Regions from separate parts of the Mus musculus genome. Here region 2 is linked to region 1. Evidence: chromatin contacts called from ENCODE POLR2A ChIA-PET data. All regions are on one chromosome and are shown on one strand. The core of a region is the stretch at or near the end of the contact, and the rest is flanking DNA. Distances in the headings are between cores, read along the strand shown. Region 1 holds the start of Ccng2 (cyclin G2). Region 2 overlaps Septin11 (septin 11).

Region 1 (3,386 bases), core at 267-2,766:
AATATAACGTGAAGTGTTGCCCCACCCAAGGTAGTTACAGCAGAATGTGGGTTCCTTGATGAGGTTTTTCTGACACAATCTAAGATCCTATTAGAAATATTCTCTAGGAATTTCCCACCACCAGAAGAAACGCCTCTACAGTACACTTGGTATAACTTCCACATTCACTAAAAACAAAAGCAGAACCCTTTCACGTTTCACGTTTTTTCTTAGTACGGTGAGGCCAATTTTGGATTTAACTTTTTAGCCTTTGGTACTGATTTGGTACGAGGAAAACCAAAAAGTTACCTTCCCACCTTCCCCCAAGTCCTATCAATTCTCAAATTTACCTCCGGGGTAGCCTCCATCAAGATCAGCCCTTTTTCCCGAGGTTGGTATCTCTGTTCTTGTTCCAGGTAGAAGTTCAACAATCCGAAAAGCTGAACCCCTTCGCCACCTGCCAAGTGCTTGGCCCCCAAATCCTTCATCTGCAGCAAATACACCGCGGCCGGTTAAGAATATAATCCGGATACGTAGGGTGTGAGAGCAGAAGGAGCTGGCCGCGATCCCTCCAGCTAGGGGCGCCCCAGATCACGCAAGCCAGAACCGGGTGAGGGGGGGATCGGTCACGTCCGCCAGCCTCAGGGGAATCCTCCCCTAAAGACATGGAGGCGTGGCATGGGGGGGCAGTATCTCGGTCACCTCCGCTGGCCAGGGCTAGTTCTGATCAGCTCTGTGGCCGACAGCGTTTGACGTACAGGAAAAGTGTCCAAGAAGCGTAATGTCCCCTACTGTCCGCATCACCTGGACAGCACAGCAGGGACTTCTAACTAGACTCTAGGCCCTAGAGGAAAGCGGGGGACCGGAAGACTGAAGCCACCGAAGCGGGTTCTGGGGCGGGGCGTTGCACAATAGGAGAGAAGGGAGGGGGAGTCTCGAGACTGAACAAAGAACTGGAAGGAGGCGGCTTCGGAGCCCCGCCCCGGGAGCCCGTCGCGGAGCCCACCTCCAAGCTACCCCCGCAGCTTCTGCAGCTTTGACGAGCCCCGCAACTCGAGACAGGGCGGCCCAGTAGCTTGGGGGATGCTGGGGAGACAGTGGGGAGTCCAGTACGCCCGCAGCGAGCAGTAGCCTAATACTTGGGCTCAGTAACGGTGCGAAGCCCCGGGGCTGTCAACCCACCGTATAGCCTCAGAACACCCTGGAGCCCCTGTCAGTCCCTCAGCTGCGGCTGGGGGACTCCACCATCAAAGCAAACCGCGATCCAGACCCGGAGCCACCAAACCCAGAGCCACCCGGGAGGCCCACTCACCGTGTCGGCCCCGGCGTCACGGACCGGCGCGGCGGGGGCGTCCGGACCCGTCTCCGAGCTCAGGGACCAGCCTCCTCAGCGGCACCCCGAGACCCGCATCCGACCTCCCCGCCGCCGCCCGGCCTCACAGCCCCGGCTGCATCTTGCTCCTCAGCGGGGCTCAGCGCCCGCCCTGCACCGCCACCTCCTCCCGGCTCCGCCGCAGCCTCCGGAGCTGAGCAAACCCCTTGTTTTTGTTTTGAGTCTGCGACGCCCCCAAGGGGCGGGGCGCGTGACTGCGCGCGGAGGGATCCTCGCTCGCTCGCCCAGTGGATCTGAGAAAAAGAGTCCCTGCTCCGAGCCTCAGTTCCCAGCCTCTCTTGGCCCCTTCTGTTCCTCTTGGCCTTGCGGAGCCAGGATCTATGGTAGGGAGTGGAATCTGGATTCCAGCCTCATTTCAGAATGGAACCGGAAGGGAGCAAAGATGAGCGAGCCGATCGGAGAGCGGAAGGAGACAGTTTCTGGACGCCTCACACCTTTTAAAGGTCCCCCGATTTGTTTTGTTTTCGCTGTTTTGAAAAGTCCGCCCAAAGTAGCGGGCTCCCTGATTGGACAAGGGTGGGGCAAGCCGACTGCTGAGGACTTGATTTAATCTCGAATCTGGATTGGCTGGCCGACTGGCTGTTGCGTCCTCTGATTGGCTCTCAATATATCCCGACTCTCTTATCTTCTTCCGGGGCCTTAGCAACTCTGGGGTCTGGATTGCGCATGCTTGGGTGGGTGGCATTTGTGGTGCTCGGTTACGTGCCGGGGTCCACAGCTGCCTAGGAACTCTAGCTCAGTCTAGGCGAGGCCCGAGGCTGTCGCCTCTGGTCACACCCCGAAAATCCGAGGTCACATAACTCTGTAACAGCGTTTCCAGGAGTGCAGAAGGGCGTCCTGAACTTCTTAGTTGTACCACCGGTGTATTTTGCAATAAACAGTCAAGCTCTTAACATTCCAAGATGCTTACCGAGATAATTTTTTTTTAATCGATCTGACTCAGGAAAGAAAAAAAGCTAAATTCAACTAGTTGGTTACACAGCTGACTTGTTGAAGTTGGGCGGTGGGTAGTAGAGACTGCATTACAGAATTGTGAGTGCATTTGTGTGCCTTGAAATTTTTTTTCCATAATAAAAAGTTCAAAGGAGGGACCTTTCAATAAAAACTGCAGATTGATGAGGGTATATAGATATCTAATAAGTGTGCTTCTAGAGGTTATGGTTGTACTGTTTGCTTTTGGTTTTAATGAAGGCTCCCACAGCCTCTTGGTTCTTGATCGCCCATAAATTATCATTTATTGTCTATTATAATTAACGTTGTTATTAAGCTGACACCTCTCCTAAGGCAGAGCAAAAACCAAACCAACTAGATGCCTTAGGCAGGGCTAACTTTCACACGGAGTGGAGTATCTGTCGGGAGGCAGGAAAATTCCCTAGATTGTTTTGGTTTTGTTTGTTTGTTTTACTTTCTATTCCCTCAGATCTCTGCCTCCTAACAAACATGCAAATCGGTAACTTAGAGCCTTCATGAATTCTAAACAGCTAGCCTCTCCGAAATGAATTTTTTACTCTTGGGTGTGTTTTCTGTGAGTCACTTTGGAGCTTATAAACTACTAGAGGGCACCTAGTACCGCTTTAACAGCTGAAGAGTTACTCAAATAGATGGCTTTGTGTATTAGCTGGAAAGAGACTCAGACATCTGTTTGGAGCACAGAGCAGCAGAGGAAGAGAACACCAAAGGGCTAGCTAGCATTCCAGTTTCAGAGGGGTGTGGCCTTCTTGGTTTTAGAACATAAAATATTAGCATACCACTTAAATGATTTACAGGTTATATAATTTTATTCGAGGTGTGGTTGATCTTTTAAGCATTATTTAAATTATTACGTTAGTGACGTACATCTGGATGAAAGTCCATGCTTGTAAACTCGCACAGCAATTGGCGACTCGATGAGAGAATGGAGCTATGATTAAAGTTCAGACATATCTTGCAACAGGGGAAAAGCCCAGCTAACAGGGTCAGTGGTGAGAAAGAAACAACTGATGAGAGAAGTTTAGGAGCCGAACAAGAAGACTGG
Region 2 (3,072 bases), core at 393-2,892, 140 kb after region 1:
TCAGTCACCACGGAGGGGAGAACGGTGATAAGTTGCTTTGTGTTCCATCCACCAGCGCGGGGAAGCACAGGGAATCAGTTCAGAGCTGAAGGAAGCTGCTCGGTGAACGCCACAACACTTAGAAAAGAACACGAGTTCCTCCACTTCTTAAAAAGAATTCTTCTCTTTACTATTACGAGTATGAGTGTTTGCCTGCGCATATGCATTGGCATCCTGTGTGTGTCTGGTTCTCAAAGAGGCCAGAGAGGTGGTTGGCTCCCCTGGAACTGGAGTTACAGGTGATTGTGAGTTGCCATGTGGGTGGTGGGGACCGAACCGGAGTTCGGTGCTCTAACAGTTAGTTGAGCCATCTTTCTGGCCCCATGTTTTTTTAACTAACCAAAGAAGCAAAAAGAGAAGGTCCAACATTTCCCTTGAACGAGGCACAGAAAGCCATACACCATTTTCTACTACGCCAGAACTTAAACGCACTAGCAAAGGCCAGCAGGATCTCCGAGGCTGCCACACCATCCACCCTTCAGGGTGTCAGTGGAATCCTCCTTCCTCAGGCAAGGAACAGTCACGGCTACAGGCAGATCCAGCCCTTAAGAAAAATCTGCTTCATTCCCTGTGAAGCGGATGGTTTGGACCTCTATTTCACAGATGGGGAAACCAAACTCACTTAAATGGCAAAGCCAGAGTCTAAACCAGTTTTACCCGATTCCCAACACTCACACCTTACACTGCACAATTAAAATCAGATCTTCTCAAAGGATACCCACTTCTGCAGCGCCCCACATGGCACCTGTGCATCCTGTAAGCAGAACACCACATTCTTCAGTGAGCGTCTCTCACTTCCTTATATTTATATATTCCTTACAGATGCCCACCATATCTGTAAACTAACAGTACACTACATTTTCATACTTGTCGACGTCCCAGAAGAGTATTTCTTGGTTTTTGTTTGTTTCAAAACAGAGTTTTTCTGTGTAGCCCTGCCTGTCCTGGAACTCACTCTGTAGATGAGGCTGGCCTTGAACTCACAGAGATCCACCTGCATCTGCCTCCAGAGTGCTGGAATTAAAGGAGTGCACCACTACCGACTAGCCACGTGTCTCCCAAATTCAGGAATCCAGTGTTTCTTACTCATCTTACTTTGAACTTTACCTACTATAATACAAACCACCTATTTAAAAAAAAAAGGCTATATGTTTACAGACAGTGAATGGCAGAGAGTACATCGTCACAAAGTCTATACAACCTGCCTTGCCCAACAGAATACAAGGTAGGATACAGGGAGAGGACCCACAGCGATTGGTATGGACTGAACTGCATCAAGCATACGATAGGGGTCAAGTGTAAATGGGGCTTTGAAAAGTGGGAGAAAACCAGTATGTGACCGCTCTAGACATATGCTTTAGTAAGGACTCCTCCAATGCTCGGCCCCCGACTGTTGTGTAAGGAGTAAGTAACAAACAAGCGCAGCAAAATCCTTGTCACCATGGAATCAGCAGCCCTAGGGAGTCTCTAAAGCCAGTTCTCAGTAGCCTTTTATAAACAAGAGTAGCACAGATATATGCTGACCGTAGTAGAGCACTGGGAGTATTGCACTCTCCTCTGAGACGGAGGACTTCGAAGGCTCCTAGTCATACTCCACAGACCCCAGGCAGCTTAGATGGAGAGAACAGTGCATGCTAAGGGCAGGGTCCCAGCAGGCAGGAAGAGAGCAGCGAAGCTGAGGAGGGCCCACAGCTGTTGCTGGAATGGGTTCCTTACTGTGCCCACACACAGAAAGCTGGGGGCTGGGATGAGAGTGCACACAAATAATCTCAGGCCTCCAGAGGCTGAGGCAAGAGGAATGTGAGTTCAAGGCCAATCTGAGCTACACGTGGCCCTGATCCCCCAAAAACAAACAAAAGCTAAAAAGGAGTAAAAATTATAACTTGTAAGTGATGGAGCAGCTTGTGGCAACCATGCTCACTCTCACTCACGCAAGCTCACCAAGGTGCCTCTCTTCTCTTGAGTGAAGCAAGAGCAAGCAGTGGCAGAGAGGAAAGAAAAGGGCGAGGTCAATAAGCAGACTGATGCAAACCACATGGCTAAGCAGGGAAATTCCTATCACATCCTCTGCTTCCACCAGACCCCACGGATGAACAGCACAGAGGTGTGGCCAAGCCCCTCTGGGCAGTAAGGAGAACAACTATCCAGACTCCTACCTCCCACATGGAAGAAACCGCCACCTCATCAAGTTAATAAAGAAAAAGAAAAGAAGGGAGGTCCAGAGTCATTCCCACATTCTGTTGGAGGAGGAGAGAAGGATGTTCACTACTTGGTGCATACAGGCATGCACACGGACAGACAGGCGCGTGCACACACACAAACACACACAAACACAGGTTTGCTGATGGAACATTATTATACAATTCTGAGCTTACATAAAAAAAAAAAAACAAACCTATAGGGTTGACAAGATGGTTCAGTAGATAAAGTCACTTGCCACAGAAGCCTATTGACCTGGGTTCAATTCCCAGGACCCATGTAAAGACAGAAGGAAAGAACCAACTCCATGACTTACACTCGTGTTCTCCCATCAAGTACACACATATGCACAATAATAATAAATTTAAAAGAAAAAAAGAAAAATTTTGTTGCTAGTAATATTTTACTCCCATGAACACTTATGTTCCTACAGCCTGGGCTAGCTTGGGCTAGCCTGGGCTTAGTGGTGTTTCTTTTAAGTTGTTTCAGTTGATAATTTATTTACCTAGGCTCCCATTTCTGCAGCCATTTTAATTCACTCACATTCTTTTACATGCACTTTCCTGCCGCTCACAATTGGGAACAAAGTTCAAGGGGACAGCCACTAGGGAACCAACACAGAACTGCGTTTATCTGCCTGCAATCCATCCCCGGAGCCCTTACAAGAACTTGCCCAGGCTTTGGAAATCGCATCCAGGTGTCATCTAACTTAAGCATTAATATTTTCCCATAAGAGCAGTGCAAAAAATGGAAGCATATTTTAAAACCAACTTTAAATAAATTTCAAATCACACATTTACATAACATGGTATAAGCTTGCCAGTGAAAATCAGC

The links. ChIA-PET counts read pairs that join two places held with the same protein, here RNA polymerase II (POLR2A).
Region 2: POLR2A ChIA-PET joins it to region 1 with 15 read pairs in embryonic stem cell. The contact joins the enhancer-like site here to the promoter of Ccng2 in region 1. POLR2A ChIA-PET finds 5 or more read pairs at or near these places in 4 of 5 experiments (Patski and embryonic stem cell).

Annotation. Positions count from the first base shown.
Region 1 is chr5:93,265,703-93,269,088 of GRCm38, reverse strand. Ccng2 (cyclin G2) reads right to left here and starts at 1,516. Exons shown (of 8, transcript NM_007635.4): 1 at 1,292-1,516; 2 at 330-467. The coding sequence starts at 467.
Region 2 is chr5:93,123,246-93,126,317 of GRCm38, reverse strand. All of the region lies in intron 1 of Septin11 (septin 11), which reads right to left. Among named protein-coding and RNA genes, the nearest start is that of Septin11, 31 kb to the right of the region's middle. Within about 2 kb of position 1,642, at least 1 of the 3 ENCODE cell types and tissues checked has a DNase peak (open chromatin) inside an H3K27ac peak, as active enhancers do.